Linked DNA regions of Homo sapiens: region 2 is linked to region 1. A link is a contact called in ENCODE Hi-C or POLR2A ChIA-PET data. All regions are on one chromosome and are shown on one strand. The core of a region is the stretch at or near the end of the contact, and the rest is flanking DNA. Distances in the headings are between cores, read along the strand shown.

The links. Hi-C counts contacts between places; a loop is a spot of excess contacts on that map. ChIA-PET counts read pairs that join two places held with the same protein, here RNA polymerase II (POLR2A). Pooled maps may share reads with other maps.
Region 2: a loop to region 1 is called in a map with no recorded cell type, with 8 times the contacts of the local background. The contact joins the promoter of GBA1 here to the promoter of UBAP2L in region 1. A Hi-C loop is called at or near these places in 1 of 37 single-sample maps with no recorded cell type and 3 of 50 pooled maps. POLR2A ChIA-PET finds 5 or more read pairs at or near these places in 1 of 52 experiments (activated CD4-positive, alpha-beta T cell).

What each region holds. Positions count from the first base shown.
Region 1 is chr1:154,217,299-154,223,446 of GRCh38, forward strand. UBAP2L (ubiquitin associated protein 2 like) reads left to right here and starts at 3,657. Exons shown (of 27, transcript NM_014847.4): 1 at 3,657-3,677. LTAP1 (lipid transport auxiliary protein 1) reads right to left here and starts at 3,292. Exons shown (of 7, transcript NM_001098616.3): 1 at 3,044-3,292; 2 at 2,538-2,639. The coding sequence starts at 3,109. RefSeq lists enhancers at 2,665-3,412, 2,991-3,430, 3,413-4,160 and silencers at 2,751-2,820, 3,681-3,830.
Region 2 is chr1:155,239,999-155,246,146 of GRCh38, forward strand. GBA1 (glucosylceramidase beta 1) reads right to left here and starts at 1,251. Exons shown (of 11, transcript NM_000157.4): 1 at 1,088-1,251; 2 at 632-719; 3 at 1-79. The coding sequence starts at 1,114. RefSeq lists an enhancer at 3,796-4,759.

The DNA.
Region 1 (6,148 bases), core at 2,407-4,906:
ATTCATTTTATGTATATAAATTGATGAGTTTGACAAATGAACATACCCCCTTCACCACCACGTCAATCAAAGTAAAGAATATTTTCATCACCTGGAAATCTCCCCTCTCCCAGCCCAGGCAACATGATGTACTCTTTTACAGTTCTGCCTGTTCTAGAATTTCATATAAATGGGGTGGAAGCACATGGTACATATTCTCTTGTGAACGGCATTTTGGCTTTCTTCACTCAGCATGGTTTTTTTGTTTTTGGTGAGACAGAGTCTCGCTCTGTCACCCAGGCTGGAGTGCAGTGGTTTGATCTCAGCTTACTACAACCTCTGCCACCTGGGTTCAAGGGATTCTCCTACCTCAGCGTCCCGAGTAGTTAGGATTTTTTTCTTGTATTTTTAGTAGAGATTGGGTTTCACCATGTTGGCTGGTCTGGTCTCGAACTCCTGACCTCAAGTGTTATCTGCCCAACTCGGCCTCCCTAAGTGCTGGGATTACCGGCATGAGCTACCATGCCCGGCCCACTCAGCATGTTTTTGAGATTCATGTTTGCAATTTTTTTCATTCAGAAGTATTTTGAGGACTTGTCTTCATATATTTATCTTCAGTTTTTCATTTTTTACACTATTCCAGAATATGAATATACCACTACCTATTTTTTAGAAACAAGGTCTTGCTCTTGCCCATGCTGGAGTGCATCAGTGCAATCATAGCTCACTGCAGTCTGTAACTCCTGGGCTCACATGATCTTCTGGCCTCAGCCTCCCAAAGTGCTAGGACTACAGGTATGAGCCACTGCACTCAGCCTATATAATAATTGAAAAGTGGACATTTGAATTAAGTTTCTTCTTCAAATATTATGAACAATGCCCCTATAAATAATCTTGCACATGTTTCTTGGTACACATGAGCAAAACTTAATTTCTCTATGGTAGGAGAGAAACTGTTGGACCATGGATTAGGTACATGTGCAATCTTACCAGACAATGACCAGTTATTTTCCAAAGTGGTTTTACTAATTTATACTTTCACTAGCAATGGTTGAGAATTTAGAAAAAATTTTTAAGCAAAAGGAATATTGCTCTGAACTAGACCAAGGGACCCCTGAATAGCCAAAGTATTGATTGGTTCATGATGTGCTAGAAACTAACCCTATGTCTTTCTCATGAGGCAGGCAGGACTGTTAAGGTTTCAAGCCAGGACATCCTCCTAGAGCCTTTTCATGTACTATGTCAGCAAAGAACAAAGAGGGGAAGGTTAATAGCACTTGTTAATGAAAGTACAGTGCTCTAGGAGTTGAGGGAGTCATGAGCTCTAGCTCTACAACTAACCTGTTTTTCATTCAGCAACAAATTACAGAGTACCTGCTATGTGTAGGCCCTGGCACTAACCTGTTTTTCATTCAACAAGAAATTACTGAGTACCTACTATGTGTAGGTCCTGGCTTTATAGTCGTGAACAAAACTGGCATGGTGCCTGCATTCTTGAAGCTTACGGTCTAGCGGAAGAGAGAGGCATGTTTTAAACAAATGGACAAACATAAAAATTATGGTAAATGCTATGAAGGAAAAATCAGGGTACCATGTGAAAATAAAGAGAGGGGGAACCTACTTTAAAATAGGTAATAAGCATTCCTTTTTTGGAAGTAACATTTAAGCTAAGATCAAAAGAATGAATGAGCTAGCCAATTGAAGACCATTCCAGATCACAGGAGCAAAAAGGGTGGAAAATTCAGCCAGTGGAGCTGGGTCCCAGTGATCTGGGGAGAGCCACACAAAAGGGGGTTGGTAAGGGAAGCAGGTGTCTTTTACTTAGAAGCGAAAGACTAAAGAAGCAGAATGAGAGTGGCAGTGGGATAGCAATAATTCTGATTCACAAATGTTGGGTTTGAGATGTCTACTACAAATCTAAGTGGAAATGTCAGGTAATCAGTTGGCAATATATGTAAGGAACTCAGGAAAGAGTTCTAGGATAGAGATAAAATTTCATCTGTAGCTAAAGCCAAGGAAAGGAAGACAGTCACCTAAGGAGAAAGTACAGACAAAGATAAAAGACCACTGGGTTATTCACTTCCTATACGTCTTCTGGTAAACTGCCTCCTTTTCTTGGGCTTCTTGGTAACATGAATGGTGGAATTAGATGATTTATGGAGCTCCTCTTAAGTCTAAAATTATGTAAAGGTAACCCTTCTCATTGCTCTTGGGTTAACCTTAATGATCTCAACCCCATCCTAATCAAACAAAAAACACTGGGTAGTTTAAGATGAGCTGGGAAATATTTTACTACAAACAGTTGGGAACTTCGACCCAAGCCCTTCATTCTGCAGATACAAAAACAGAAGTTCCAGGATGAGCCACATGCTTGCCACAGCACTGAGCAGGTAAGCCAAGTTCCAAAGCGCACAGTGCCTGCTCAACTTAGTAAGTACAAGGACAAGTGCACGCAAAGAAACATGAGAATTAAAGTCATCACTAAAGGCAGAGGAAATCTCATTCTTGACCCTAAAAGATCTGGAGAAGTATGTTTAACTTGTGCCCTAAGGACCTACCTTGGGGGCATTGTGTCCCACAGGGACATGAGGTCCCCTTCGAGATTTCATTGCAAAGCGCATGATTTGCCTCTTCACAAAAATAAATAGCAGTACAAACACCTGTCCAAAAAGATGTAAAAATCCTTTAATAAAAAGTCAGTTTTGTTTTGTTTTTTTTTTAAAAAAGCATGCCTTCATTCCAAATCCCCAGATTCCGGCTCTCAGGAATGTTTCAGGGTAAAACTTGGGGCAAAGCAAGGCCGTTATGATGGGGGTGGATCTAAGAAGCCAGCAGCAGGGAGGCGTGGGGTCTGTGCTCTAGCGTTAAAGGGAGGGTTCTAGACTAACGAGGGCGGGTCGGCCCGACTAAGTGACTTAAACTCCCACCTACTCCTGGAATAAGGAGTCAAAGCCCGGATAGGCGCAGGTGAGTGGGTGGAGAATGCAGACGGGGTACAGCTCAAAAGGAGGGTCTCTACTGGGTAAGATGCGACAGCAGGAATGGGGTGGGGTAATCTCCTCACCAGGCTCCCGTAGGCCATCACCAGCACGACATTCACCCCGGAGAGCCAGTTACTGCCGGACGCCATGGCCTCCCTACCTCGCGCAGAATTGTTCGGGTTTACCCCGCTGTCCTGGCTGGTCAGCCCAGGCTCCGCCGAAGCGACGGCGCCTGGGTCCCCTGGAGCTCCCCGGCCATTTCCTTACGGGGGAAGACCAAGCCAGACCCGGCCTGAAAACATGGCGGACAGGCAGGAGAGCTGGGAAAGGAGAACGACGCCTTCCAGCTTCCCCCTGACACGTGACTCAGGCAGGCAATGGCACCCAGGAGCGTCGAGCGCTCAGACGCGGAACTACGACAGTAAGAGGAAGCGGCGGCCATCCGTGCGTCACGTGGTGGAGGCAGGGCCGCCGTGAAGGAGGCGGGGTGGACTCGCGGAGCCGGAAAGAGGTGTCTCGTGGCGAGGCGGCACGCGCACGCTTGCGTGCGCGCCCCTTTTAGCGTCACGCGCTGAGGGACGCAGGAAGGCAAGTGGGCGGGGGAAGGCGCGAGAGCGAGCGCGAGAGGGAAAAGGAGGGAGGGGGTGGGGAAGAGGGAATCTTATATCACGTGACAGGGGCGGCGCGGCCCGGGGTGTCAGTGTGGAGGAGACTGAGGTAAAGTTGGGAGCGCAGCGGCGTTGGCGGCGGCGGCGGCGGCAGCGGCAGCGCGGCGGGGCCGGGTATTGTCCGCGGCCCCTTTAAATCCGCGATCCCCCTTTTACCCTCCCTCTTTTCTCCCCTGCCCCCGCCGTATCCCCTCCCTCGGTAGGCCCCCCCACACCGTGTGTTCCCCCACTGTACACCCCCCCCCGAGTCATGCGAGCCCTGGCGCCCCCCACCTCGAGTCGGCCCCCGGAGGTTTTGTTTATGGTTGGGTTCGCGGCCTAGTGGGCCGCGCCAGAGCCGGGGCCTCGATTTGGGAGCGTGGCCGGGGCGGGGCTTGGAGCAGCCGTAGGAAGGGGGGGCCATGCGGCTAGAGCCTGAGAGGGGAGAGCGAGAAAGAGCGCGAGCGAGCGAGGCCTGGGCCTTGCCTGAGGTAGGGCTCTCTCTTCACCCCGGCCGGTGCCTGCGGAGGAGAGGGCCTCCTCCCTTTCCACCCACTGCGGGCCTCCTCTGATCCGGATCCGGCCTGGTTTGGGGGTGGCGTGGGGGAGGGAGGGCGATGGGGTGGAGCTCCCCCAAACTCCCCCATGTGGCCCTCAGTTTGGTGTGCGAAGGATTAATTTGTTCCGGCTGGGAGGTAGGGAGGAGATTGGCCCCGTGGGCTCTCGATGTGGCGCTGAGGGGGGTGAGCCTCCCATCCTCCACCCGTGGGCTTGCGTCCCCTCTCCGTTTCCAGGCTCTTTGTCAGCTCCTCTTATTACCCTCCCTTCTTTCTCACCAACCCAGTTCTTGGAATATGTTTTTGCTGCTGTCTTTAGCTTCCTGTTTATACTGTAGTTTGGGTACCCCAAACAATTGTGTTATTTGGGAAGCTGGACATGGAGGCCCCCATAGGGTGTATTTACGCTTAAGGGACGTCACTAGAGCACTGGGGTATTTGTTCACTCTTCTCATAATGGTACAGGAATGCCCAGTTTCTTCAAACCCTTAACCTTGTGGACAGCCCTTAAATTGCTTTGCAAACTGATGTCACAAACTGGAGACTGCTCCTTTTCCACCATTCTTGAAATGTAGCCACCTCTGGTGTAGGATGTTGTGGAAAGAAAAACACCACAGTAACAGGCGTTTTTGTTATTATTGTTAACGTTTTTGCCTTTGACTCTCCCTGATTATTAAATGGAGAAATCCTTTTTTTTTGTCTTCTCTCCCATCCTACCTTCCTCCGCCGCATATCCTGTTTTGGGGATACCTGATGTGACTTGCTGGGAGGTGATGGACATTACTAGTAACCAGCGTTTCTAGAGAATTAAAACATTTTGGCTGTGTATCAGTTGATAAAACTGCTTTGAGATCTGTCTCCATTGTACTTAAAGATTAGACTATCCCAATGATTACAGAGAATTAAAACATTTTGGCTGTGTATCAGTTGATAAAACTGCTTTGAGATCTGACACCATTGTCCTTAAAGATTAGACTATCTCAATGATTGTTTCCTTTGTGAATGGGAAATATTGCTGGCACATAAACTAGTGATGAAAGGCCTAAAAATGTCCTGTTTTGTTTTTCATCTTTAAAGCTCCTCCTTGCTATGTCCTAACTGGGAAGTACTCTTACTAACTAGATATCAAGGTGGTGGGGAAGGGGATGCAGGGGCCATTTCAACAAAGCATCTACAGAAATTAGTTGTTCTGTTAGAGGTAGCAAATTTTACCCAACTCAGTCTAGCTTCAGTTTCTGAATTGTTTCTTAAATTAGATTGTAAGCTCCCTGAGGGCAGCTACTAAGTCATACTGCTTTTGTATTTTCCTGAAGTATTGGACACATAGTAGATTCTCAATAAATATTTGTTATTTAGTTTTTTCAGTGAAATTTCTCTGGCTATTTTTTTAAGTAGCTAGTTTTCAAAAAAGAGTCAAGGGCACTCCTGTGTTGAAACCTCTGTTTACTCTCGCACGATTTCCTTGGTCTCCAATACTTCTCACCCTACTTCCTTTAAATCTTTTTATTTTCTAAGAAAGAGCAAGTAAGTAACAAGATTCTTCATCTCCAGTGTGATAGCTGGGAATGGGTCTGCTTGCTACTAATTCTGTGCCCTCAAGTGATCCATTCCAGATCACTTACTTTTGACCTGTTGCTCAGTGTTGTCACTACTAGGTGGTAAAAATTTTCTTAGTCACATTTCGAAGCACTTGTAAGAGGGAAATGTTACTAGCAAGAGTGATTAGGAGAATTTTTTTCTTTCTTGGTTAATTATATCTTTCAAGATGACTTTTTAATATGTTTACATCTGACTGGTACAGTATATGCAATAGTGTATAGCTAGTCATGCAGTTTATACCTGCAATATAACTTATCCTCACAAATAGATATCACATGTGGAGTAGAAAACAGTCAATATTTGTAAGTTACAGTAGTGGGTTGGAAATGACTATGCCATATTAGAAACTTCATCTTAGAGCCAATTTTAAAACAAAATAGTTTTC
Region 2 (6,148 bases), core at 1-2,500, 1.0 Mb after region 1:
AAGGAGTCACAGTATGTGGCATTGCAGACACACACCACCGAGCTGTAGCCGAAGCTTTTAGGGATGCAGGGGCGGGCACCTGGGAGGGAGGGAGTACAAGCAGAGTGAGGTCTGATGAAGACATGGAGAATGGACACATCTGCTAGGAGAGACTGAACACGGTTTCAAAATTCCTCACCCCTTGGCCGGGCGCAGGGGCTCACACCTGTAATCCTAGCACTTTAGGAGGCCGAGGTGGGCGGATCACCTGAGGTGAGGAGTTTGAGACCTGCCTTGCCAGCATGGTGAAACCCCGTCTCTACTAAAAATACAAAAATTAGCTGGGCGTAGTGGTGGCCGCCTGTAATCCCAGCTACCTGGGAAGCTGAAGCAAGAGAATCGCTTGAATCTGGGAGGCAGAGGTTGGAATGAGCCAAAATTGCACCACTGCACTCCAGCCCAGGCAACAGAGTAAGACTCTGTTTCAAAAGAAAAAAAACAAAATCCTCACCCCAAAGTTGGTCTCAGTCACTCAAAAGGATTTATTGAGCACCTACTAAAAGTCTACCACCAGCTTACTGGAAGGCTACCAAAGGACTATGAGGCAGAAGGGAGGCTCTGTGCTACCTCCCCACTGCCTTGACTCACTCACCTGATGCCCACGACACTGCCTGAAGTAGAAGCAATCCTGTGAGGCTGCCAGCCATGATGCTTACCCTACTCAAAGGCTTGGGACATTCCTGAGGACAGAATGAGGAATGACTGAAAAGCAAGCCCCTCTCCACCCCTCAACTACTCTCCTGGGCAGGGCTTAGCTGCCTTTGGGTGCCCATGGCCCGGTCTCCCACATTCATTAGGACAAGGCCCACAGAAACCTGGGTGCAGCTCTCCCTGCAACCCTTCTGATGACAACTCTCTGCCCACCCCAAATCAGGATGCTCCCCACCACTCTTCCCACCCATTTCAACTTCGACCCCTCCCTCCATCTGTGCCTTGCTCAAAGAGCCATGATGGCCCTGGATTCAAAGAGAGTCTGTCATTCATTAAATTCCAGTGCCAGGATTCCAGAAGCACTGTGACAATGCTGATTGGGAGCTCTCTCTCTTACCTCTCTGGAAGGACTTGAAAACTCCATCCCCTCAGGGTCATTAGATGAAGAGAAGACCACAGGGGTTCCAGAGTCTCTGAAGGATAGAGGATCCACTAAACAAAAACAAGGATGCAGGTACCTGCCTTAGCTATAGGCACTAGGTTAGCCCTGCAAGTAATTCCGGCTTCCCGATGTGGATGGGTCATGTGATGACTAGGAGCGTCACATGACACAGGAAGTGAGGCAATCACAGCCATATTTCTAAAGGGCAATTGGCTTCCTCTCATCTGTTACAGATTATATGCCCTATAAAACTCTGGAGGGCATGTATGGGTGACAACTTTAGGAAGAGCCTAGAACACAGATTTGCATGGAGAATGGGGTAGAGGCTCCTAAATCCCAGAGGATGGGAACCACAGCAGGCACACTTCTTTTTTGATAGAAATGTCAAAAAGGTACAAATAAAGCTGATATAATTTAAAAAAAAAAACTTCACTGTGCAAAATACTGACACTACCAAGATGTTTAAGACAGTCTTTGCCCTATAGAGGTGTGTGAGGCATGGAAGTCAGACACACAGATATTTACAGATAAAGACAGAAACGGTAACAGGTGTGCATGGAGAGCTCTCTGAGATGAGGAGGGACCATTCGTGGGTGGGGAATTATCCAGGATGGCTTCACAGAGGAAAAAGTGAGGGGGGTTATTAGCCAGTGAAGTGCAGGGCACAAGAGGGTGGGACACTGGCAGTGGGATGACAGGACTGGAGGGAGGGAGTGGTCAGTGCGGCTCCTCTGCAGCGTCCCTTGTTTCATCATCAGATGCAGATGGTAATAACTGTTCTTCCTTCCTCACAAGACAGGGAGGTTTGTAAAGTCGTTCAAAAACCAAAGTGTTGTACAAAGCCATATCCTCAGTGGACACAAGGAGGAAGCTGTCCATGGTGTGGCCTCATGAACCACATCAAATGAGATTTAGCGGGAGTGGCACACACAGTCATGACCTGACTAATCCCAGCTCTCAGCCCATTTCCTTGCCTGGAAAATGGAGGCAATGCCACAACCTCAAAGGGTGGTTACTGCAGTCAGTGAGGTAAGTGCAGTGCCTGACCACTTGGTAGGCACCTGGGAACTACTTGTCTCTTGTTTGTATTTTTTGTTGTTGTTGTTTTTTGAGACAGAGTCTCACTCTGTTGCCCAGGCTGGAGTGCAGTGGCGTGATCTTGGCTCACTGCAACCTCCACCTCCTGGGTTCGAGTGATTCTCCTGCCTCAGCCTCCCAAGTAGCTGGGATTACAGGTGCCCTCCAACATGCTCAGCTAATTTTTTTATTTTTAGTAGAGATGGGGTTTCACTATGTTGGCCAGGCTGGTCTGAAACTCTGGACCTCAGGTGATCTGCTGCCTTGGTATCCGAAAGTGCTGGGATTACAGGCATGAGCCACTGCGCTGGACCCCAGCCATCCTTTTTGTTCTTTAAATGATCTCAGTGAAGTCTTTCTAGATACACTCCAAGCAAAATTGATCATTTCTTCTTCTAGGTTCCTCCAGTAATTTTTTTTTTTTTGGTTTTGAGACAGAGTCTTGCCCTGTTGCCCAGGCTGGAGTGCAGTGTGATCTCGGCTCAAGCAATTGCCCTGCCTCAGCCTCCTGAGTAGCTGGGATTACAGGAGCCCACCACCATGCCCAGCTAATTTTTGTATTTTTAGTAGAGATGGGGTTTCACCATGTTGGCCAGGCTGGTCTCGAACCCCTGACCTCAGGTGATCCACCAGCCTCAGCCTCCCAAGGTGTTGGGATTATAGCAATGAGCCACCACACCCGGTCCCTCCAGTAATTAAGTACAGTCTCAGTGAGACAGCAAGTTTGGAATCCTGGCTACACCATTTACTGGCTGTTTGACTTTCAATAAATCAATCACTCTAAGCCTCTGTTTCATCTATAAAAGGGGAGTGATAACTCCTACCTCACAGAATTGTTGTGAGGTTTGAGTGTGATAATGTGTCTCTAGTACACTGCTTGACACTAAACATTGCAACATGTCAGGCCTCTGTTCCTGGAGTTCCTTGAAGGAATGTCTTATGCATTCTAAGTATCCTCGTAGATAGCCTGGCACAGGGGTAGCTGTCAAGTTGTAGAATTGAACTAGTTGCTTCACTATGTCAGTAGCCACCCCTTCCAGACTTCTCACTTTTCAAGGAAACATTGCACAGGATTTGTTCTGGGTAGGGCAGGTAATATCTAGTACCTTACTTCCCTCAAGTTCATTCATCTCACAGATATTTCCTGAGCACATTCTACATTTGCCTCTCCTGCTCTATTGAGTTTAGAAGTCCAAACATCTCCTTCCACTTCCCCTCTGCATAGTGAGCCTCTTCTTTTTTGGCCAGGTACTGAGCAATTTTTTGTTTGTTTGTTTGAGACAGGGTCTCCGTATGTTGCCCTGGATGGAGTGTAGTAGCTTGATTTCGGCTCAGTGCAACCTCTGCCTCCAGAATAAGCAATCCTCCCACCTCAGCCTCCAGAATAGCTGGGACTATAGGCGCACACCACCACACCTGGCTAATTTCTGTATTTTTTGTAGAGACGGGGTCTTACTGTGTTGCGCAGGTTGGTCTCAAACTCCTAAACTCAAAGGATCCTCCCGCCTTGGCTTTGCAAAGTGCTGGGATTACAGGGTGAGGCACTGCGCCCAGTCCGCTTGTTTTTTGTTTTGTTTTTTTTTTTGAGACGGAGTATCTCTGTCACCCAGGCTGGAGTGCAGTGGCACGATCTCGGTTCACTGCAACCTCCGCCTCCTAGGTTCAAGCGGAGGGTAGGGACCAGTCCATCCTGGCACCCATCTGCAGCTCCAGTGCGAATCCCAACCCCGACGCTCGTCGCCGGGCTCCGTGAATGTTTGTCACATGTCTGAAGAACGTATGAATTACATAACCTTCTTCCCACTCCACCCCTCAAAAAGCAAGTGGATATAAAGACTTGAAGATTTTATAATCTCTTCTTCATTAGTAAAATCTGACCATCCTTACCGTTAAAAATAATAATGATGGTTGGCCGGGCGCGGTGGCTCACGCCTATAATCACAGCTGTTTGGCAGGCCGAGGCGGGCGGATCACGAGGTCAGGAATTGGAGACCAGCCTGACCAACATGGTGAAACCCCGTCTCTACTAAAAGATACAAAAAATTAGCCGTGCGTGGTGGCGGGTGCCTGTAATCCCACGTACTTGGGAGGCTGAGGTCGGAGAATCGCCTGAACCCGGGAGGCGGAGGTTGCAGTGAGCCAAGAAGGCGCCATTACACTCCAGCCTGGGCGACAGGGCGAGACTCCCTCAAAAAATAATAATAATAACAATAATAATAATAATGGTGAAAAAGGTTAAGTGCGAACGCAGGGAGGGGACAGCTAAGATCCAAAGGTCGAAATATTCATTACGCCTACCGTCGGCGAAGAGAAACAGCAGCCCCAACCGGAGGCAAAACGAAATCCCACCGCAGCCTGCAAAGGCGCCTGGGCGGGACTGGAGACTGGGGCCCCGCGCAGTAAGACTCTGAAGGCAGGATGCAGCCCGACCACCCGCAGCCGCGAGAAAAGCAGCCCTGGGGAGTCGGGGCGGGACCTGGATTGGAAAAGAGACGGTCACTCATGCAGAGGCGGGACTCAGAGCCCTTCCTCAAGTCTCATTGGTCAAGTTGAACGAACAAGTGTCGCTGGCGAGCCGGAGAGAGAGAGAGAGCGAGAGCGAGAGAGCGAGCGAGAGAGAGCGAGAGAGCGAGAGAGCGAGCGAGAGAGAGAGAGAGAGAGAGAGGAGCCGGCGCGAGAACTACGCATGCGTGTCGGCGTTTTCCCGCCAGCACACTGTTGGTGGATGGGGGCGATTGAATTCCCACAGTGAGTCCAGCCCACCGAAGCTCAGAGGATTCCTAACCTTCCTCTTTAGAGAGCCTCAGGTTAGGGAACGTCCAGTGCGCAGAAGCTGCCCCGTGGGAATCCCATTGTCCATCGCCTCCTAATGTTTCGTCCTGGCCGTGCCCTATCCCTTCCTGAGGCTGGGTTGTTATGATGCTGAATTATTCAAGAAGTCTTGCAGCCTGACGCCATCTCTGGGCAGTGCTCCTCCCACCTCCCTGTCTTCCTTGGAGGGCACCACGTTGCCCCTACAAGCACAGGGTCCTGAAGCTGTTTACAGGGCCCCACCCTGCCACTTTAGTATCTTAACGAATGTTTGTTGAGGACCTACTGAGTGTTAGACCCACTGCAATGAGCAAGTTTCTGATCTTGGGACCTTAACATTCTATGGGACGACACAGATATATAAACAAAAATAATAATTTTAGATAGTGATACATGCTGAAACCATGGGTATGTGGCCAGGCGCGGTGAGTCACACCTGTAATCCCAGCACTTTGGGAGACCGAGGCAGGCGGATTACTTGAGGTCAGGAGTTTGAGACCCGCCTGGCCAACATGGTGAAACCCTATCTCTTCTAAAAATACAAAATTTAGCTGGGCGGGCATGGGGACGGGCGCCTGTAATCCCAGCTACTCGGGAGGCTGAGGCAGGAGAATTGCTTGAACCCAGGAGGTGGAAGGTTGCAGTGAGCCCAAATCACACCACTGCACTCCAGCCTGGGTAACAAAGCAAGACCCTGTCTCAAAAAAAGACAAAATGAAACAAACAAACAAAAAAAAACATGGCTATGTGATAGAATGACTGCGATGGGGATTGGGTGCTCACTGAAATGGTGAGAATGGAGCTAAAACCTGATATTAGGTGATAGCACCAGATATAGGGGCCAAGGGTTTCATGCTTGGAAAACAGCAGGTGCAAACGTCCTTGTGCTGTGAGGAAATTTGGCTGGAACAGAAGGTGGGCCAGATTGTAGCTGACCATAGTCTCTGGGAGTTTGGAGATGATTCTAAATACAATGGGAAGCCATTAAATTGAGGCAGAGCCTTGATGTGACGTGCTTTATCATCATTTTGCTGAGTGGAGAATGGATTGCTGGGAAAAGTGAAAGACTGATTCAGAGGTTGTGGAGAGAGGATGGCTGGAGCTAGGTAGCTGGGGAGGTGGTGGGAT